Linked DNA regions of Homo sapiens: region 2 is linked to region 1. Evidence: chromatin contacts called from ENCODE POLR2A ChIA-PET data. All regions are on one chromosome and are shown on one strand. Each heading gives the region's core, a stretch centred on a gene start or an enhancer-like site at or near the end of the contact. The rest is flanking DNA. Distances are from core to core; before and after follow the strand shown.

Region 1 (6,191 bases), core at 540-3,039:
TGACACAGGGAGACCCTGTCTCTAAAAATAATAAATAATAGAAACAAAAAGAAATGGGCTAGAGAAAAATAATTCTTTTTATGACCTTGAAAGACAAAGCAGTCATTCAGTTCATACCACATGTCTTTCCCGGATTTAGTCACTCTGAGTTTGTCTGCTGACTTTAAAATTGTTGCAAACAAAATTCTGGTTTTGGTACTCATGTTATCCCTCAGTTGTCACTCTTCTGTTTTCATGTCATAACTCAGTTGGGTTCCCTTGAGGCACTAAGCTGTTTGAATTTAACAGTACATTTATCCCATGTGTCCTGTATCGTGCTGGCCCCTCTAGGAGTCTGCAGTCTAATAGGACCTGGACAAGATAATACATCTCCACTACAGCTGTTTGAGCATGACTTGAAGTATTAGTCATGGGATAGGATACAGAATGGAGAGAGCAGTGTGAGTGAAAAACCGAGACCTGAATTTGACATGTGCGGGAAACAGAGGTAGTCTGGCAGAGTGGGGAGTGGGCAGAGAACAGGCCACATATTAGGGTCTAATTAGAAGGGCCTTGAGTGTCTGCTGAAGAATATGGACTTCATCCTTTTGGCTAATTCTCTAACTTTAATGGGCATAAAAATCACCTGGGGGACCTTGTTAAAATGCAGATGTTCATTCCCATTTCCAGAGACTTTTATATTCTAGTCAGGAGTCAGCATTTAAACCAGCAGCTCAGGGTAATCTTGGTGCAGGTAGTCTGAGAACCACACTTTGAGAAATAGTGTTTAATGGTTACATTTGTGTTAGAGGAACCCCACTGGTGACCATGTGGAGTAGAAACAAGGAGGGTATGGCTTACCTTCCAGGTCGAGAAGTAGAATGGTGGCAGCAGAAAGAGAAGACAGGCCTATTCCAGAGATCCTAAAAAGGTAGGAATCTGTAGGACTTGGTGACTTACAGTTGTGATGAGTGAATGCAAAGGAGTCAAGAATGACATAAGAGTTTGTAGTCTAGGCAACTGGTAGATGGAATGAAGATTAGAAATATGGGAAGATAATCCCAGCACTTTGGGAGGCCGAGGCAGGCAGATCGTGAGGTCAGGAGATCGAGATCATCCTGGCAAACATGGTGAAACCCCATCTCTACTAAAAATACAAAAATTAGCTGGGCCTGGTGGGGGGTGCCTGTAATCCCAGCTACTTGGGAGGCTGAGGCAGGAGAATTGCTTGAACCAGGGAGTCAGATGTTGCAGTGAGCCAGGATCACGCCACTGCACTCCAGCCTGGCGACAGAGTGAGACTTCATGTCAAAAATAAAAAAAAAAAGAAATATAGGAAGAACAGGTAAAGAATGGTGAAAAAAATCATTGTGTTTGAATTGCCTTAGGATTCCAGGTGAAGCTCTATGAGTCTGTTAGGAGAGAAGAGGAGCTTATGTGGAGACAACACAGAAGTCCCTGCTGGAGCTGTGGTTTTGGATGGAGAATTAGAAGAGAAGCGGGCCAAAAAAACTGAGAAGCATCAGATTTAATAGAAAATAAATTGCTAAGGAAATGTGGGGGAAAGCAGTTATGTTGGAGAATACAGAGAAGCCAAGGGAACGGCAAACTCAAAATGGTCTCTAATACAGTGTTCAATGTTTGAGAGAATGACAGTGGGAAGAGCATGGTGGTCTTTGGATTTGGCAGTCAAGATGTCGTTTTTCACATTTGCCAGAGCAGTTTCATTGGACTGATGAAGGCAGAAAGCCAGATTGTTATGGCATGAGAAGGGAGAAGTGCGTGTGAGGTGAGGAGCTGAAGGCAGCGTGCGTGGCCTGTTCACAAGCTGGGCTGTGTGTTTTAATCTCTTTTGGAACAAATCCAAGTATACTGTTGCATGCAACTTGAATTCAGTATATAGCTTGAGCTTTTATATTATTTCTCTGACTTATAATGAGAATTTTGAGAAGATAAACATTTATGTAATTTCAGTTATTCTAAAGATACTTGTTTCTTTTTTAACCGCTTACAGTCTTAACTTCTTGCCGTCATTGAACCCTGTAAATAAGAGATGTGGAGAGTTGAGGAAACAGACTGTGAAATGATACCGATCAAACAGGATTCAATCTGCATAAAAGCACACATACATGCTTTGAGTGGATTTTGCTATTTCTAAACTTTTTACTTCTAGTTTTATCCATAGAATAAGAAGCTGTGAAAGGAAAGGAAGTTGTCATGCAGTTAGAAAAGGATATTGACAAAAGATGGAAGGAAGGGGAAAAATACAGAACTGGGGTAAAAATTAAAAGAAAATAGGCAAGTTGTGTGGTGCTTTGGTCTAAGTTGCATAATCCTTTATAGATATTTGTCTGTGTTGATCCTTTTTCCTTGCCTGCCCAGGTGTTTTCCAGGATTAAGAGTGCAGGCTTTGGAATTCCTTTGAGGTTTAAGTTCCGTTTTTACCATTCCCAGCTGCTCAGTAGGCAGATTTTTAAACCCCACTTTACTCCTTTGAACCCTTCATTTCTTATAAAAAGTAGGAGAAGGCCAGGCACCATCCCCCATGCCTATAATCCCCACACTTTGGGAGGCTGAGGCAGGAGGATAGCTTGAGCCCAGGCATTCAAGACCAGCCCAGGCAACACAGTAAGACCTTGTCTCTACTAAAAATTAAAAAAATGTAGCCAGGCGTGGTGGTGTCCCAGCTACTCTGGAGGCAGAGGCAGGAGGATTGAGCTATGATTGTGCCACTGTACTTCAGCCTGGATGACAGAGCAATGCCCTGTCTCAAAAAAAAAAAAAAAAAAAAAAGAGAAACATCTACCTAAAGCTTATTTAGAAAAAAATTAGATCACCTAGGTAGAGTGACTAGTATAATGCCTAAAACAAAATGAGTGTTGAGTGAATGATAGTTCTTTATTATCATTTCCCCAAACCGCAAAACTTACAAGTTTTCTTTTTTCTTTTTCTTTTTGAGACGGAGTTTCGCTCTTGTTGCCCAGCCTGGAGTGCAATGGTGCAATCTCGGCTCACTGCACCCCCCGCCTCCTGGGTTCAAGTGATTCTCCTGCCTCAGCCTCCCGAGTAGCTGGGATTACAGGCATGTGCCACCATGCCAGGCTAATTTTGTATTTTTAGAAGAGATGGGGTTTTTCCATGTTGGCCAGGCCGGTCTCAAACTCCCGACCTCAGGTGATCTGCCTGCCTCGGCCTGCCAAAGTGCTGGGATTACAGGCGTGAGCCACCATGCCTAGCCATAAGTTTTCTTTTCTTTTCTTTTCTTTTTTTTTTTTTTTTTTGAGATGAAGTCTCACTCTTGTCCCCCAGGCTGGAGTGCAATGGCGTGATCTCAACTCACTGCAGCCTCCGCCACCCGGGTTCAAGCGATTCTCCTGCCTCAGCCTCCCCAGTAGCTGGGATTCACCATGCCCTACTAATTTTTTGTATTTTAGGTAGAGACAGGGTTTCACCATGTTGGCCAAGCCGGTCTCAAACTCCTGACCTCAGGTGATGCACCTGCTTCAGCCTCCCAAAGTGCTGAGATTACAGGCGTGAGCAACCGCACCCAGCCAAGTTTTCTTTTTTAAACGAGAATAAATAAGCATTAACATTTAAATTCTGAGACATTGGTACTGAAGTGGAGATTTCTATTGCTGTGGTTAGAGATGAAATAGAAATAAATGTCTTTGGCCGGGTTTGGTGGCTCATGCTTGTAATCCCAACACTTTGGGAGGCCGAGGAGGGCGGATCATGAGGTCCGGGGTTCGAGACCAGCCTGATCAACATGGTGAAGCCCTGTCTCTACTAAAAATAAAAAAATTAGCAGGCATGGTGGTGTGCACCTGTAATCTCAGCTACTCAGGAGGCTGAGGCAGGAGAATCGCTTGAACCCAGGGGGCGGAGGTTGCAGTGAGCCGAGATCGTACCACTGCACTCCAGCCTGGGCGACAAAGCGAGACTCCGTCTCAAAAAAAAAAAGAGAAAACAAAGAAATAAATGCCCACTGACTCTTCAGACTAGGCAGGGCCAGGGAGATATGGTTTTGATGTTGACATCATAATCAGGTTTTGGTTTCCTGCTTTTGAGGAGCAGGAAATATTTTCAGAATCCTCAGGGCAGTTAGGTTCAGTTGGGCAGATTTTCCCTTCCAAACTCATAAAATACAAATAAGCCCACATGTGAACTGCAGTAGTTTACAGTGAGAGACACATGTTGCTGTGGAAAAGCTACATGAGGAGCCAGATTATAACCAGAAAGTTAATTGAAGTTAGAGTCACACCAGAGGGTGTCACTGGGATGTTAGGAGCTTATCACACGGATGGTAATTATTGATCATAATTTACCTTTCTCTCCCGTGGTGACATAGTGGACAGGCATGCTTCAGACAAGGGATAACACAGTTTATGTCAATTAGGTTCTAGCCTGCTTAGCTAGAGTTTAGTTTATTTAGACTCAACGAATTGGCCTTTTAAAACTCCTTAATTACCGTTTCCCTGTTTTCCATAGTAGATTCCTTATGCAAATGGCTAGTAGCACGCTCCACAAGTTGACATTACTTAATTTACTGGAGTAGCCTCGTCTCCATACTCAGGCTGTCTATCCCTGTCTGTGTGACCAGTGTGGATAGGGTGATTCCAGCACAGAGAGGAAAAATGTTAGAGGGCTCTTTTGGTGGGGAGGAGCTAAGAGTTCTTTCAGCCAGATGTCTTATAGACAGGGTGTGTATCCCTTATCTGAAATGTTTGGGACCAGAAGTTTTTTGGATTTCAGATTTTTTGGATTTTGGAATATTTGCCTACACATAATAAGATATTTTGGAGATGGGACCCAAGCCTAAATACGAAATTCATTTTTAGTAGAGATGGAGTTTCACTCTGTTGCCCAGGCTGGCCTCAAACTCTGGGTTTAAGTAATCAGCCCGCCTTGGTCTCTCAAAGTGCTGGGATCAGAGGTGTGAGCCACTGCACATGGCTGAGGCTGTGCTTTCTCTTGAGCCTTAAAAACACAGTTTCCCAGGTTGGAGTGCAGTGGTATGATTATCATTCACGACAGCCTCAAACTCCTGGACTCAAGGGATTCTTGCACCTCAGCCTCCCTAGTACCTGGGACTACAGGTGCTCACCACCTGATTTTTTTTTTTAATTTTACAGAGACGAGGTCTCACTCTGTTGCCCCGGCTGGTCTCAAACTGCTGGGCTCAAGCAGTCCTGCCACCTATGCCTCCCATTAAAGACTGCATTTTAAAGTTTCTTTAAGTCTGGGCATGGTGGCTCACACCTGTAATCCCAGCACTTTGGGAGGCCGAGGCAGGCAGATCACTTGAGGTCAGGAGTTCAAGACCAGCCCGGCCAACATGGTGAAACTCCGTCTCTACTAAAAATACAAAAATTAGCTGGGTGAGGTGGCGCACGCCTGTAACACTCAGGAGGCTGAGGTGGGAGAATCGCTTGAACCCGGGAGGTGGAGGTTGCAGTGAGTTAAGATCAGGCCACTGCACTCCAGCCTGGGCAACAGAGCGAGACTCCGTCTTCAAAATAATAATAATAATGTTTCTTTAAAATAACTATCATACAGTATGATTACTTTTTCTCCATTTAACAAGTGGTGTGCTCTGTTTAACTTTATTTACAATTATAAATGAGTGAAAGTATGATTCATTGACCAATGAATGGCATTAAATCTTGTTTGTTTTAGGGACAGAGTATGTATTATAAACCAAAATCTTAGAATAAATAAATAATGTTTAAGTGTTAAAAGTTTCTAAAGACAGAAACTATATTTATCACTTGGTATTTGGAATCTTTGCATTTGGAGCTTAAGAAAGTCAAATGGCCAGGCGTGGTGGCTCACGCCTGTAATCCCAGCACTTTGGGAGGCTGAGGCAGGCGGATCACGAGGTTAGGAGATTGAGACCATCCTGGCTAACACGGTGCAACCCCATCTCTACTAAAAATACAAAAAAATTAACTGGGTGTGGTGGCGTGCGCCTGTAGTCCCAGCCACTTGGGAGGCTGAGGCAGAAGAATTGCTTGAACCCGGGAGGCAGAGGTTACAGTGAGCTGAGATCGTGCCACTGCACTCCAGCCTGGGCAACAGAGCGAGACTGTCTCAAAGAAAAAAAAAAGCCTTGAGTTTTCTTTTAGCCCTTAAGCCTTATTACTTAACAAATGATATCCAGTGTGTTCTCAGCCATATGAGATTTGTTTCCTGATAGTATTCCTATTTTAGTT
Region 2 (6,405 bases), core at 3,361-5,860, 310 kb before region 1:
GGTCAGAGCACTGGAGCTATTGTGGGCATGTTACTATGTCATCCTGCAGCAATGTTTATGAAATACCTGCTGTTCTCACACTGTGGCTTGAGATGCTCTGGGGCTTCTGGTTGCAGGTCTTCTGAAATACAGGGTTGCTTAATTAAGGTCCTTTAACAAAGTACGTCCATGGTGTTTAGCACAGGTTGAATATCTCTTCTGAAATGCTTGGGATCAGATGTGTTTTGGATTTCATATTTTTTTCAGGTTTTAGAATATTTGCACTATACCTACCAGTTGAGCATCCCTAATTGGAAAATCTGCCATCAGAAATGCTCCATTGAGTGTTTCCTTTGAGTGTCCTGTTGATGCTCAAAAACATTGAGATTTTGGAATATTTCCAGTTTTGGATTTACAGATTTGAGATGCCCAACCTGTATCTATATCAAATATTTATTTAAGTTGAACAGAGTACATTGGCTTTTCCTTGCCCCAGTGAGTGGTATTTCTCAAGGCGGTATATTTAATCTGTACCTGAACTGGTCCGAGGGGTGAGATGTGCCTGATCCGCTGGCTGTGCCCTGGTGAGTTGGAGTCTGTGGAGCTTGACTGCAGACACAGAGCTCTCCAGGATTTGTGAGAGGACTGACGGTGTCCTTTGGTGGCCTTCCCATAAGGATGGTGATATGGTTTGGCTGTGTACCCACCCAAATCTCATACTGAATTGTAGCTCCCATATTCCCCACGTGTCGTGGGAGGGACCTGGTGGGAGGTAATTGAATCATGGAGGCGGTTACCTCCATGCTTTTCTTGTGATAGTGAGTTCTCTTGAGATCTGATGCTTTTATAAGGGGCTTCTCTCCCTCTTCGTGCTGCACTTCTCCTTGTTGCTGCCATGTGAAGAAGGATGTGTTTGCTTCCCCTTCCACTATGATCATAAGTTCCTTGAGTCCTCCCCAGCCGTGCTGAACTGTGAGTCAATTAAACCTCTTTCCTTTATAAATTACCCAGTCTCAGATATGTCTTTATTAGCAGCATGAGAATGGACTAACACAGATGGCTTCCCTGGAGTTAGACTTGTGTAAGCCACAGTTGGCAAGAGGGTCACAGCAGTAACACTTTCTAATATCCCTTAGGGAACACTGGGGTTTGCCCAGATTTTAGGTTTCAGTCCTTGGAGCAAGCCAAAGAATGTGTATCCCAGAGCCAGCAGGCCAATGAACAGTAGTCCTGTGCCTGTAGCAAACTAGACAAGTGCTTTAGAAAACCAAGGGGTGGGCAAAGCCCAGCTCAGGACCTGAGACTGCCACTGGGCCCCAGCAGGTACCAGAAGGTGGCCTGGGCCTTTTGGCCATCAGGTGCTGGCATCTTAGTCCAGGGTAGATGTGGAATGGAGCTGGTAGCCCCTCTGGCTCTACACTGGCTAATCTTATTGGTGCTGAATTGAGTAAAGATTAATAAGTCTTCTGTAGAAAAAAAATGTGGTAGGTTGCTGGCTTGGAGCCCAGAGCAGTTGGAATTTTGGAGCCCAGAGAGGTCATGGCAGTTGGTTTTTGGCAACTGGTCTTTGGGAGAAAAGAAACCACAGTTTTGGCTATAGTTCAATATGCTCCGGACAGGGTAGGGTCACCCCTAGGGCAAGGGGTGCATAAGTGGGGAGAAGTTGTGGGCTGTGGACTTTCAAGACCCTGCCTGAGTGTAGCTTGGGGAATTTGCAGTATTCCTTGAGCAGAAGAAAGCAAGCTTGTTACTCACTTTCTCTGAATGTTTCATTTCCAACCAAATGGATCCTCCTTCCCATGGAAGTGGTGTGGTGAGGGGTGTAGCTGGGGGAGTGATCTCAGGGGTCAGCGGGAATCAGCAGAGGGAGAGGTTTGGCTTGGAGAAGCATTTGATCCACTGATGAATCATGCCTAAGTCCCATACTCTTTTAAGCTAATTTCAAGGGAAAATACATTCCACTGAGCTGGTTTAGGGTCAGTTGTCTAGATTTATTTCTGCTTTGGAGAGAACAACTGAGATTTTCTCCATGAAAATAGTTGAAGAAAACCATGGCCTTGGAGCTAGCTAGCCCTCATTCCCCATTCCTTTCTGTGGCTTGGAACCAAGACACACTGCTTGGGTTTGAGCATGCACAGCTACCTTATTGGAGAATAAGGACCCTCCTGGAACAAGGCTGTGCTCACCAAGCCTGTGCCCTGGTGCATACACTTGAACCTGGTTTTCTTTCGTCCCGAGCCATTTGCATCTCTAAGAAGCCTGTGGGCATGAGTCTTCCCTTCAGCCATTCTAACTCTTGGGAGCTTCAACATCATAATACCAGTGACTTAGTGTCTGAAAAAGGTGAGGATCATCCTGGAATGTGAACAGAAAACAACAGTCCTGTTGTTTTCATAATTAGGAGCCATTCAGACTCCTAATATGCCTTAGGGAACTCAACTGTGGCTGCTTCCTGGTCCTTCTTACACCCCCTAAATTGTCCAACAAGTTAGTAACAAGTTAATCATCATGCAAATGCCCTTTCTCCTTTTGTGTAGTTCTGTGACATTAGATGTTATGGCCCAGGCGAGACTTCTGTTTATCTTTTTCCTTCTTTCTTGGCATCTGCCCGCATCTGTACTACGTGCAAACATGAACGTGAATTCCTCTACCTAGCCAGACCCAAACACAAACGGGTAGGCAGACCTGGACTTAATTCCAGAGCAAGTGAGGAGTGTTGAAGGGGAGGCACGCACCCAGGTGGGAGGGAACACAGGGGAAAAGGTGATTGGCTGCTTGGGGCTGGGGTGGGCGGGGTCGCTTTAGTGAGGTCCGGAATGCTGAGCTGCAGTCTCAAGTGCAGGAGGGGCGTTGTAGGCAAAGGTGAGGAGGCGGCAGAGGTGAGGAACACGTAAAAGTGTGGTGCATGCTGGGAACCTGAGAGGATGGGTTGCATCTATTAATAGTAGTGAGAGAAGTCAGCTTTTTGGGCCTTGCTGAGGGTTTGGATTGTTTCCTAGTGTCAGCAGAGGCTGAAACGGGTCACATTGGCCCTTACAAAAGACCCCTCTGGCACTCGTGGAGGATGTATTGGAGCGAGTTTAGATTAAGGGACAGCTAGCCGGGCGCGGTGGCTCATACCTGTAATCCCAGCACTTTGGGAAGCCGAGGTGGGTGGATCACTTGAGGCCAAGAGTTCGAGACTAGCCTGGCCAACATGGTGAAATCCCGTCTCTACTAAAAATATGAAAATTATCCAGGTGTGGTCGCACATGCCTGTAATCCCAGCTACTAGGGAGGCTGAGGCAGGAGAATCACTTGAACCCTGAAGATGGAGGTTGCAGTGAGCTGAGATCGCACCACTGCACTCCAGCCTGGGCAACAGAGCAAGACTCCATCACACACACAAAAGAAAAGATTAAGAGGCAGCTGTGCTAGTCCAAGCTAGTGTCAGTCAAGGGAAATGACCAAGGCCAGTCTCAAGTCTTAGTCATTTTAAGAGATACATTTGCCAAAGTTAAGGTTGCATACCCGGGAGACAGTTCTATGCCTTTCTCCGAAGATGATTTTGAGAGCTTCAGTATTTAAGGGAGAAAGAGTGGGATATTGTGAAATACACAGTTTTCATGTTGAGGGAAGGGAAAAATAGTCATTCATGCCTTTGACTCTGAATCTGCCTTTTTACATGAGATAACATAGACAATAGAGCAGAGGAAACAATCAGATATGCCTTTGTCACAGGTGGGCAGAGAGATGACTTTGAGTTCTGTCTTATGTCCCCGTACCTGTGAAGATAAGCTGTCAACTTACATTGCCATGGTGAATTTTAACAGAAATGCTTTAGGGTAAAGATCTTGGGGCCCACAAGGAATTTCCTTGTGGGCAAAATGCGAGGGAGTCATCTTTGTAGTCATCTTATTTAGGAACCAGAATGGAAGGTGGGTTTGCATGATCCCTTTCCCAGCTTGGCTTTTCCCTTTGGCTTAGTGAGTTTGGGGCCCCAAGATTTATTTTCCTTTCACACTGGGAATCTCGGGGCTTCCACCAGGATTGTGGTAGGCAGATGAACATTCTAAAGTTAGAATCAGCAGATTGGGTTGAGGAGTGGAGAACAGAGAAGGGTCTGAGATGACCCCAGATTTCCATTTGGTGGGTGGTGGGTTTGACTCCGTGTGGGGTAGACTTCCTTGGTGGGAGGCACCTGTGGATGGCTAAATGGAAATGTTTAGTAGCTTTGGATCTCTGGAGGAAGGTCAGAATGATAAAAATCAAGGGCCATCCAATTTTTTGAGAGCGGCAGATGAAAGAATTGCAGCTGAGAGACTGGAGGCCGGTGTGGAGAGTGGGCAGAAGCAGGAGACAGAGCACAGCCAGGGGAGGGCGGGTTCCAGGAAGCGCTGCAGCCAGGGAGCTAGCCAGATAAGACCGGAACGCGTCTGAGCCTGTCTCACTTGAAAGCCACCGTCACCCTCAGTGGAGTGTTGGAGACAGAGGCCAGATTGGAGAGGGAGTGAAAAGATGACCGGAAGAGGGTCATTAGGAGGGTGGGGACGGGCTGGGGGCCCCAAGACACAGCGTCAGGCTGGAGGAACCAGTGGGGTATTGTAGAAGGCAGTATTGGGGCCCCACCTATGGGTGGAGATGACGGGGCAGGTACAGCCACATCAGTCCTCACTGCGGGGACTTGCAGAAAATATGCTTTTGTCCCACCCCCATTCCACTCCCAAGGCTGGCGTTTCACGCGTGCAGCTTTCCCTCTCACTTGCCTCCTCCGTCACCGCCCAGCAAGTATGAAATGCGCAGTAACCCTTTGAGTCCTGTGTCCTCCTGCCTCAAATGAAGAAATGTTGCCTTGTCTGACACCTGGGCTTGTGGCAGCTTCGTGGCTTTCTCATGCAGATGTTAGCCATACAGGTAACTTGGAATCAGAAGTGTTATGGGTCCTTCACTCGTCTCTGGGGTAGTGGGCTGGGGCTGTTGCATAGCATTTGCTGACACTGATACCGCAGTTCTTTAGAAACCAGTTTCTTTTTATAGGGAACAGTTACACTGAAGCTATTTGGCTATTGAAACAAAGCTGCCTCCAGGTCCTGGCTCCTGACAGGCTCTCTTCTGATGGCAAGAACAGGTCCTGAGCTGGGTGTGGGGCCTGCTGGGCAGAGCCTGTGTGAGCCAGGTCCAGGGCTGGTCGTGGTCATGGAAAAAGGGCAGGTCTCCAGGGGAGCACCTCCCCCGCTGGGCAGAAGCCATCTGGACTCTCCTTGTAGGGGTCCCATTCTCTGTGACTCCCAGCCTGGTGCCACTGCCTGAAAGCACACAGTTCATTTTCATTTGATACGACTTCTGTCTCATATCCTAACTCAGTTCTGCCTGGAGAAGTTCATATACACAGCCGTTTGTTCATCAAGTGGTCCTCACTGTGCACCACCTGTTGTGGTCCAGGGACTGTTCCAGGTGCAAGGACGCAACAGTGAATAAAATGGCAAAAATCCTCACCCTTCCAGAACTTACATTGTAGCAGAAAGATGGATTGTAAGTAAATAACATTTAGAGGCTGAGTGTGGTGGCTCACACCTGTAATCCCAGTGGGAGGCCAAGGCAAGAGGATTGCTTGAAGCCCAGGAGTTCAAGACTAGCCTGGGCAACATAGGCCCTATCTCTACAAGTAAAAAACAATTAGCTATGCTTGGTGGTGTGCACCTGTGGTCCCAGCTACTCAGGAGCCTGAGGCAGGAGAATCGCCTGAGCTGAGGAAGCTGCACTGAGCTATGATTATGCCACTGCACTCCAGGCTGGGTGACAGAGTGAGCCTGTCTCAAAAAAAAAAAAAACCCACAAAAACCAAAAACATTTGGAGTATGTCAAGTTGTGGTAAGTGCTTTGGAGAAAACCAGGGAAAGAGGATGAGCAGGTTTAAACGATGTGACCAGGGAAGTCCACACTGAGAAGCTGGCATTTGAATATATGTGTCAGCTGCATTAGAAGGCTCGTGCCCTGGAAGTCAGAGCTTGTTTTCTCTGTTCACTGCTGTTATTTCTGGAGCGTAGAAGAGTCCTCGGCCCATAATAGATGCTCACTAGTATCTTTTGAGTGAACGGATCGGAGGGAAGAGCATTTTTAGACAAAAGGAGCTGCAGATGCGGAGGCTGAGGTGAGAGGGTGTCTGGTAGGTGGGGAACATGGGGAGGCCATTGCGGCCAGCAGGGATGGAGAGGCTGGCGGCAGGAAAGGAGGCAACAGAGGGAAGGCGTGTGTATGGGTGCAGGTCTGGGGGGCGCTCCATGAGGTCAGAACTGTTTTTGTAATAATACTGAGTGCTATTATGTGCTTTTCCCACCCTCGTTTGCCCAGGTGTGTACAGTGGCCTTTTCTAGAGGCTACGTGATATGTGCTGCTGCTGCAGACAGAGCAGGCAGGAGAATCTGGCTGCCACACATTAAAGAGATT

The links. ChIA-PET counts read pairs that join two places held with the same protein, here RNA polymerase II (POLR2A).
Region 2: POLR2A ChIA-PET joins it to region 1 with 15 read pairs in BJ. The contact joins two enhancer-like sites. POLR2A ChIA-PET finds 5 or more read pairs at or near these places in 3 of 52 experiments (BJ, activated T-cell and activated naive CD4-positive, alpha-beta T cell).

The regions. Positions count from the first base shown.
Region 1 is chr22:17,602,275-17,608,465 of GRCh38, reverse strand. All of the region lies in intron 4 of ATP6V1E1 (ATPase H+ transporting V1 subunit E1), which reads left to right. Among named protein-coding and RNA genes, the nearest start is that of ATP6V1E1, 23 kb to the left of the region's middle. Within about 2 kb of position 1,789, at least 2 of the 41 ENCODE cell types and tissues checked have a DNase peak (open chromatin) inside an H3K27ac peak, as active enhancers do.
Region 2 is chr22:17,918,461-17,924,865 of GRCh38, reverse strand. All of the region lies in intron 1 of MICAL3 (microtubule associated monooxygenase, calponin and LIM domain containing 3), which reads left to right. Among named protein-coding and RNA genes, the nearest start is that of MIR648, 59 kb to the left of the region's middle. Within about 2 kb of position 4,610, at least 21 of the 41 ENCODE cell types and tissues checked have a DNase peak (open chromatin) inside an H3K27ac peak, as active enhancers do.